Regions from separate parts of the Homo sapiens genome. Here region 2 is linked to region 1. A link is an interaction called in ENCODE POLR2A ChIA-PET data of the cell type or tissue named here. Cell type or tissue: MCF 10A. All regions are shown on one strand.

Evidence for each region. ChIA-PET counts read pairs that join two places held together with the same protein. Peaks named below come from ENCODE experiments on the same cell type or tissue, not always from the same donor. Only the 100,000 strongest peaks of a DNase experiment are listed, where the experiment ranks them.
Region 2: POLR2A ChIA-PET joins it to region 1 with 6 read pairs; 8 of 35 experiments call an interaction of 5 or more read pairs at or near these places.

The regions. Positions count from the first base shown.
Region 1 is chrX:119,492,426-119,496,425 of GRCh38, forward strand. No RefSeq gene overlaps it. Among named protein-coding and RNA genes, the nearest start is that of SLC25A5-AS1, 25 kb to the left of the region's middle. In MCF 10A, no CTCF peak of the experiment used is centred here; a DNase peak (open chromatin) is centred at 1,636.
Region 2 is chrX:119,563,626-119,567,625 of GRCh38, forward strand. It overlaps STEEP1 (STING1 ER exit protein 1), which reads right to left and starts at 1,784. Exons shown (of 7, transcript NM_022101.4): 1 at 1,607-1,784. The coding sequence starts at 1,730. In MCF 10A, no CTCF peak of the experiment used is centred here; a DNase peak (open chromatin) is centred at 1,826.

The DNA.
Region 1 (4,000 bases):
AGGCTAGAGTGCAGTGGTGTGATCAGAGCTCACTGCGGTGTTGAACTCCTGGCCTCAAGTGATCCTCCTGCCTCAGTTTCCCAAAGTGTTGGGATTACAGGAGTGAGCCACCACTCAACGGCCAGAACGTGATTTCTTGACCCTTTTTCTCAGGATTGTGCTAGCTCCTCAGCAGGTTTAGGCTAGAGTGAGCAGGTGGCATTGCCCCAAGACCAGTTGGATGCAGAGTCTGTCAGGAATCACTTCTCTATGCAAGGGAGTAGGTCTGGCTAGGCACAGGTATGTGCTTGCAAGGTAAATAGTTGTTACTGACACAGTCACCTTTGTCTGTGAGGGGAGGAGGAGGCCAATGCCTATGGAAGGACAAAACTCCTTCAGCCTTAGGCAGGTCTTACCTGCCCCTGCATTCTTGTCAGGTTATATATTGCTCTTGTGATGTGTTTGGAAAAAGACAAGAAAACATACTTTTTTTTTTTTCTTCTAGCCAGGACCTCTGGCTAGAGGTAGAGGGACTTCTTAGACGTCACTATCATGGCTGAAGCCTCAATTCTGTCCTAAGCCAGGAAACCAAATTGGTAAATTTGGTCTTTTTTTTTTTTTGACAGGGTCTCACTCCTGTCTCCCAGGCTGGAGTGCAGTGGCACAATCTCAACTCACTGCAGCCTCGATAGCCCAGGCTCAAGTGATCCTCCCACCTCAGCCCCTCAAGTAGCTGGAATTACAGGCATGAGCTACCACGGCCGGCTAATTTTTGTATTTTTAGTAGAGACAGGGTTTCTCCATGTTGGCCAGGCTGGTCTCGAACTCCTGACCTCAGGCGATCTGCCGGCCTGGGCCTCCAAAGTGCTGGGATTACAGGCGTGAGCCATCATGCCTGGGCTAGTAAATTCAGTCTTTATATCATGGTTCCTCCATTGTTGTCAATAACTCTAGCACTGTGAACATGCTTTTGTGAGCTGATGCTGCTATTTACTTCTCTATTTACACATTTACGTATTTGTGTCTCCCTGATACCACATTTATCTTTTGAATGGGTAATATATTGGTAATATATCCTCGGATACCAAATTGACAAGGTATAAAGGGTTTACAGTAACAAGTTAGTTTCCCTCCCACCCCTGTTCCCTCGCCACCCACAGGTAATCTCCATGACCACATTCTGGTGTTACCTTCCAGAGATAAGCTATGCCTATCCAGGCATCTATTATTTTAGGTGGTAGCATTCTTACTCATATTTGTATCCCAGTGCGTAGAGGAGTGCCAAACAAAAGTATGCTGTCAAAAAAAGCTTGTTGGTTGCATGTTTGTTGCTCCAGATTTGTTGCCCTCATCCCAGCCATGGGTGCCTGAACTCTCTAGTTGAAATTTTCATGAGCTTATCAAAATTTTACCTGGGGCCAAGCGCGGTGGCTCATGCCTCTAATCCCAGCACTTTGGGAGGCCGAGGCAGGCGGATCACGAGGTCAGGAGTTCGAGACTAGCCTGGCCAACATGGTGAAACCTCGTCTCTACTAAAATTACAAAAAAAATTAGCTGGGCGTTGTGGCGGGTGCCTGTAATCCCAGCTACTTGAGAGGCTGAGGCAAGGAGAATCGCTTGAAGCTGGGAGGCAGAGGTTACAGTGAGCTGAGATTGCGCCATTGCACTCCAGCCCAGGCAAGAGTGTGAGACTCCGTCTCAAAAAAAAAAAAAAAATTTTTTTTTTTTTTTTTTTACCTGTTTGGACTTGCAGCTCTGGCTTTATTTTCTCCAGACTGAAATTTACAAAGAAGCTACTGGGGCCTTGCCTAATATAAACAAGTTATTCTCCTTCACAATAGAACTCTAAAGAGCACCCTGATGCATGAATTTTCTTCCCTGCTCTGTTCAGTGTAAAACAGAAGCTTAGCCCCAGCTCCTCTTTGTTAGGTGACTGTTCCCTGAGGCAAGGGTTAAAGAGACTTTGATGCTGCTCATCTTAGGGGAGTCTCTAAGCATACTCATCTCAGAATTCTGGCTCAGGAAATAAAATGCAGGAGTTTCCACTGCAGTATTCCTCAGTCCTTGACAGAGCTGGGTTTTCCAGAAGCATCCAGACAGCAGTGCCACCTTCATATTCTCTCATATTCTCTCTCTCTCTCTCTCTCTCACACACACACACACACACACATTTTTTTTCTCCCTGATGTGGCTAGGGGACAGGCTGGACTCCTGCACTTGATCCATATAAAAGAACCTAAGGAAGAAAGAAAAAGGGAGGAGTAAGAGGGCCACTCCCTGTCCTGTTCTATGATCACGAGGCTTGTAAACTCAAGGAGGCAGCAGGGCAGAGTGCCGAAGCAAACAGAGGCTGCCTGGGCTGGAATCCTGACTCTGCCATTTATCGCCTGTGTGACTTTGAAACCACCTTTGCAAAATTATAACTGAGGAAGTTATGATAGTGAAAGAAAACAGACCTAACCGATTCCATCTTGCTTCTAACCTTTAAGCTGTCCTTGTTCATTCCTGGGCATAGGCCGAACTCTCCATTGCAATTCCCCTGTCTTGATAAATCGTCTCTATCTAGGCAGTGAGCAAGGTGAACCCACTGGGTGGTTACAACTTTGGACAAGTTATTTAACCTCTGTCTGCTTCCATTTCTTCCACCGTAAAATGGGGATAACTGTACCTACTTTAAAAGACTTGTTATGAGGATTCAGTGAGTTAACAGATTGCAATGCATTTAGAACGGTGCCTGGGCATGTGGTAAGTGCAATATACATGCTATTTATTTATTTATTGTTTTTATTTTATTTTATTTTTGAGACGGAGTCTCACTCTGTGGCCCAGGGTGGAGTGCAATGGCGCGATCTCGGCTCACTGCAACCTCTACCTCCTGGGTTCAAGCAATTCTCCTGCCTCACCCCCCAAGTAGCTGGGACTACAGGTGCCCACCACCATGCCCAGCTAATTTTTGCATTTTTAGTAGGCACAGGGTTTCACCATGTTGGCCAAGCTGACCTCAAACTCCTGACCTCAGGTGATCTACCTGTCTTGGCCCCCTAAATTGCTGGGATTACAGGCGTGAGCCACTGCACCCCGCCTATACATGCTTTTTAAACAAAAAGAAAAACGTCCATGTCAGTGGTTCCCGTGTTCGATGCATGTCCCTCTATTCCCTGGCTGTAAGTTTCAAGGTTTTCACTTACCGATCTTGGGCCCTTTGGTGCATTTTTTTTCCTATTGGGAAAAAGCTAAATGTTGTGTTGTATGGTGCATTTCTTACACAGAAAGGAAAAACTAAAAAATAGCCTGTATCTAGGCTAAAATTCCTGTATAGAGGCAAGATTGTGTCATCTAAAGTTCTTACTACATTGACTTTTTCCTGATGCTGTTCTTGGGGCCCCCACTCTGCCTCTAGAGGGCTGGTAAGAGTCCACAGGAGAGCTTCCCAAGCCAGTGCCTTTTAGGAAGAGTTGCTGTGGCTACTGAGCTGATCAAAGGTCTCAGCCTCCACAAAGAAGCATGTGCTGCTGTGGCAATGGGCCTGAGGGTACGGGGGCCCCAGGGTTGCAGGGCAAGACAACAATCCGGAATCCAGCTGTTGTCTCGGCCATCATCTGAGGTCATCCTGCCAGATTGGCAGGCTGTGCCCTAGACCACAGAGGTAGCCCCTGCTCTTCAAAGGGCTGGATTGTCAGCCCAGCCCCTCCTAGGCCTTCTCTTCAGGCTTCTTCTTTCTACATTATCCCAACACAAACAGCTTGACTTCCAAGTGACATTGCACCAGAAAGACTTCCAAAGTCAGCTCACCTATCCTAGGGATCTAGCCCGGCCAGGGGCTCCTATGAGGGATTCCATAGGAGGAGTCAGAGACTGTCATCTAGGAAGGCTTCAGAGCTTCAGGATAGGTCCTGGGCAACCCTTGATCGCCCTCAGAGACTCACTCAGGTTTTGGCGTCCCTCGGTTACAGAAACCCTCATGACCCTAATCACATTGCAACTGCATTTCCTTCCTGTGCCTCGGGCTCAGTCAGGGTTG
Region 2 (4,000 bases), 71 kb after region 1:
CTTGAACCTGGGAGGCGGAAGTTGCAGTGAGCTGAGACCGCGCCACAGCACTCCAGCCTGGGTGACAGAGTGAGACTCCCTCTGTCTCAAAAAGAAAAAGGAATGGAGGTGGTAAGAAGCAGTCAGATCCTGCATACATTTTCACGAAAGCACCTGCAGGATTTCCTGATGGACTGGACAGATGTAAGGTACGTGACAGACAGAAGTCAAGACTGATTCCAGGTTTTGGTCTGAGATACTGGATGAATAGTTGTACTACTGACTGCAATAGGGATGACTATAAGAGGAGCAATTGGAGAGGGGGTGTAGAGGGTCATGAACTCAATTTTCAGCACGATATATTTGAGAGGCCCATTAGACATTCAAGTGGAGATGTTGAATAGGCAATTGGAGTCTCAGGAGAGGTGCAGGTTAAAGATGAACATCTGGGAGTTACCAGCATGTCAGTTGTATTTAAAGCTTGGGAATGAATGAGATCACCTAGGGGGTGGGTACAGAGTGAGAACAGGTGAGAGTACTGAGCTATAGGGCCTTGGAATGCCTAAAAGTCTGAGAGAGAAAAGGGAGCCAGACAAGGGGAAAAATCTAAGGCTGGGCGCGGTGGCTCACGCCTGTAATCCCAGCACCTTGGGAGGCCGAGGCGGGTGGATCACGAGGTCAGGAGTTCGAGACCAGCCTGGCCAACGTAGTGAAACCCCCGTCTCTACTAAAAACACAAAAATTAGCCGGGCATGGTGGCGGGCGCCTGTAATCCCAGCTACTCGGGAGGCTGAGGCAGGAGAATCACTTGAATCCGGGAGGCAGAGCTTGCAGTGAGCCGAGATTGCACCACTGCACTCCAGCCTGGGCAGCAGAGTGAGACTCCATCTGAAAAAAAAGGGGGGGGGGAAATACGAGGTAGGAGGAAAATCAAGTGAGTATGGAGTCTTGGAAGCAAATAAAAAACATGTTGCAAAAGGAATGAAATGATTACCTCTGTCAAATGCCACTGACAGAATTAAAATGAACATTGATAACTGACCACTAGAACTGTTAACATGGAGCCAAATACGGTTAAGATGATGAGGTGGGAAGGAAAGCCTACCTGAAGTGAGGTCAGGAGAGAATTAGAAGTCAGGATGCAGAGACAGCCAATATAGGCAACTCTTTTGAGAAGCTTTGCTATAAAAGAAGCAACGAAATGGGGTTATAGCTGGAGGGGAATACAGGATCGAGGGAGGGTTTTATTTTCGTTTGCTGTGAGGTAAGAGCAACTGCAGCATCTTGGTATCCAGCAGAAAAGTTATAAAGCTTCTAGAGGCAGTAGTTTTTGAAGACAGTGGATTAAGAGGGAAATACAATATGTTTGTGTTTCTATTTTTGTTCTCCTGAAGGAGTTTAGTTTTGAGGAAGGTCTGGATACAGAGTCACAAGGCTAAACAAAAAGCAGGAAAAAAAAAAATGCCCTGGAGTGGGGCGGGGATGCGTAGGGAGGATTTAGTCGGAGAGAGAAAACCCACCAATCTTCGTTGAGAAGTGGCTCCCAGATCACAGCCAGAGGAAATTCGCCTTCAAGAACCCGAAGTCTGGCTCCTTGCAGACGCCCCCGCAGTTCCCGGCTACTCACCCAGCACTAGGACCATCTGGCCGCACAAACAGTAGTAAACATGGAGGGGCTTCTCGCCGTCGTCATATTCCTCCCGGTCCCGAGTGTCAGAGCAGACTACTGACCGAGACACTACTTTCGGCATGATTCCCAAGAGCAATCTGAAAACTCTACGCCAAGAAGAGGGTCGCCCCGAAATGACGTCACGAGTGCGCCTTGCACCTTTTCCTTGTGGCTACGCTGGTCACGTGTTAGCAGAAGTCTTATAAACTTCCGGGCTGTCCTATCAGGCTAAGATATACGGGGGTGCGCCTGGAGCCTCCCAGAACCTACTTTGTCTTGGCCAAGTTAGCTGGGACTCCTGTGATCTGGGAGTCACTTCTCAATGAAGATTGGTGGGCTTTCTCACAACACCCTTAATATTATATAAATTCTTTACATTTCTATAACGCATGCATTTATATGTATATATACACATATGTATATATAAGACCAGCTAAATAAAGGACTATGCATTATATAGTTTATATTATATATATATATATATATATATGATACTGATTTGGGTGTGTTTCTAAATATGATTGTGATTTTAATGACTATTCCAGATGAGTACATAATTTTTTAGGTATCTTATTTTTTAGTTGATATAATTCACGTAACATAAAATTCACCCTTTTAAAATGTGTAATTGGGTGTTTTTTAGTGTATTCACAAAGTTGTGTAACCATCACCACTAATTCCAGAACATTTCCATCATCTCAAAAAGAAATCTTATACCCATTAGTAGTCACCACGACCCGCACATCCCCCACCTTCCCAGCCCACGGCAACCACTAATCTACTTTTTATCTCTATGGATTTGCCTATTCTGGACATTTCATATAAATGGAATCCTACAATATGTGGCCATTTGTCTGGCTTCTTTCATTTACCATAATGTTTTCAAGGTTCATCCATGTTACAGTACTTCTTTCCTTTTTATGGTTGAATAATATTTCATCATATGGATATATCACATTTTGTTCATTCATCAATTGGCAGACAACGGGGATGTTTTCACTTTTTGGTTATTATATAGATAATGCTGCTATGAACATTCATGTACAAGAATACTTCCACCGCAAATTTGTGTGGGAATATAAATCTGGATTTTTAACTTTTGACAGCACGAGAAGTGATTAAAGCACCTTGACACTGTTTGTGATTCAAACAATGTGGGATGTCATTGAATGACTTTACTGCAGTACAGGTTTCAGGTATAAACACTGTTTTGCCTTGTAATTTTAGGTTAAATTCATTAAGGAACATTACTAAGTCTATGGCAAAAGCCATTTTTTAAAACTATTCATGTTCAATAATAGTGGTCAAGGGTGGGGTTCTTCTCATTTAGAAAATTTTCTAAAATTTTGAATTCAAATTCAAATTCAAATTTTCTAAAATCTTGAACTCCTGACCTCGTGATCCACCCACCTTGGTCTCCCAAAGTGCTGGGATTACAGGTGTGAGCCACCGCGCCCAGCTGAACTTCACTGTTGACACTACTGTCAAGAATAACACAAGACAGATTCAAGTTTGTTTGTTTGTTTGTTGCAAAGTACCTGCTGTTTAATAATACAATTAATAACTACAGGATTTTAAACAACTTACATTTTGACAAGTATTGTACATTTGTCTAAACCTTTTCTGCTCCATACATATTTGTAATACATCTTAGCAAATTATGCTTTAGACTGAATTGAATTAGTGTTTTCCTGACTTCTTTGAAATACTCTCATCTGCAGTTGTTCCACACAAGACCATACACCCAGGCCAATTTTTTTTTTTTTTTTTTTTTTTGAGACAGAGTCTGGCTCTGTCACCCAGGCTGGCTGGAGTGCAGTGGCACAATCTTGGCTCACTGCAACCTCCACCGCCCAGGTTCAATCAACTCTCCTGCCTCAGCCTCCTGAGTAACTGGGATTACAGGCACATGCCACCATGCCTGGCTAATTTTTTTTTTTTTTTTTTTTTTTGTATTTTTAGTAGAGGCAGGGTTTCACCATGTTGGTCAGGCTGATCTCAAACTCCTCACCTCAAGTGATCTGCCCACATCGGCCTCCCAAAGTGCTGAGATTACAGGCGTGAGCCACCACGCCCGGTCCAATTCTTCAGTCACTTTAAAGTCAACATTGACTCCTTGAGTAAAAAACAACAACTGAGTAATATTGGTAAACATTCATCAGGAGCCAAGGAAAACCACTTGAAATCATTTGCTTTGTTTTTGTTTTTGTTTTTGAGACAGGGTCTTGCTCTGTCACCCAGGCTGGAGTGCAGTGGCATGATCACAGCTCACTGCAGCCTCAAACTCCTGGGCTCAAGTGATCCTCCCACCTTAGCCTCCCTAGTAGCTGGGACCACACATGCACACCACCA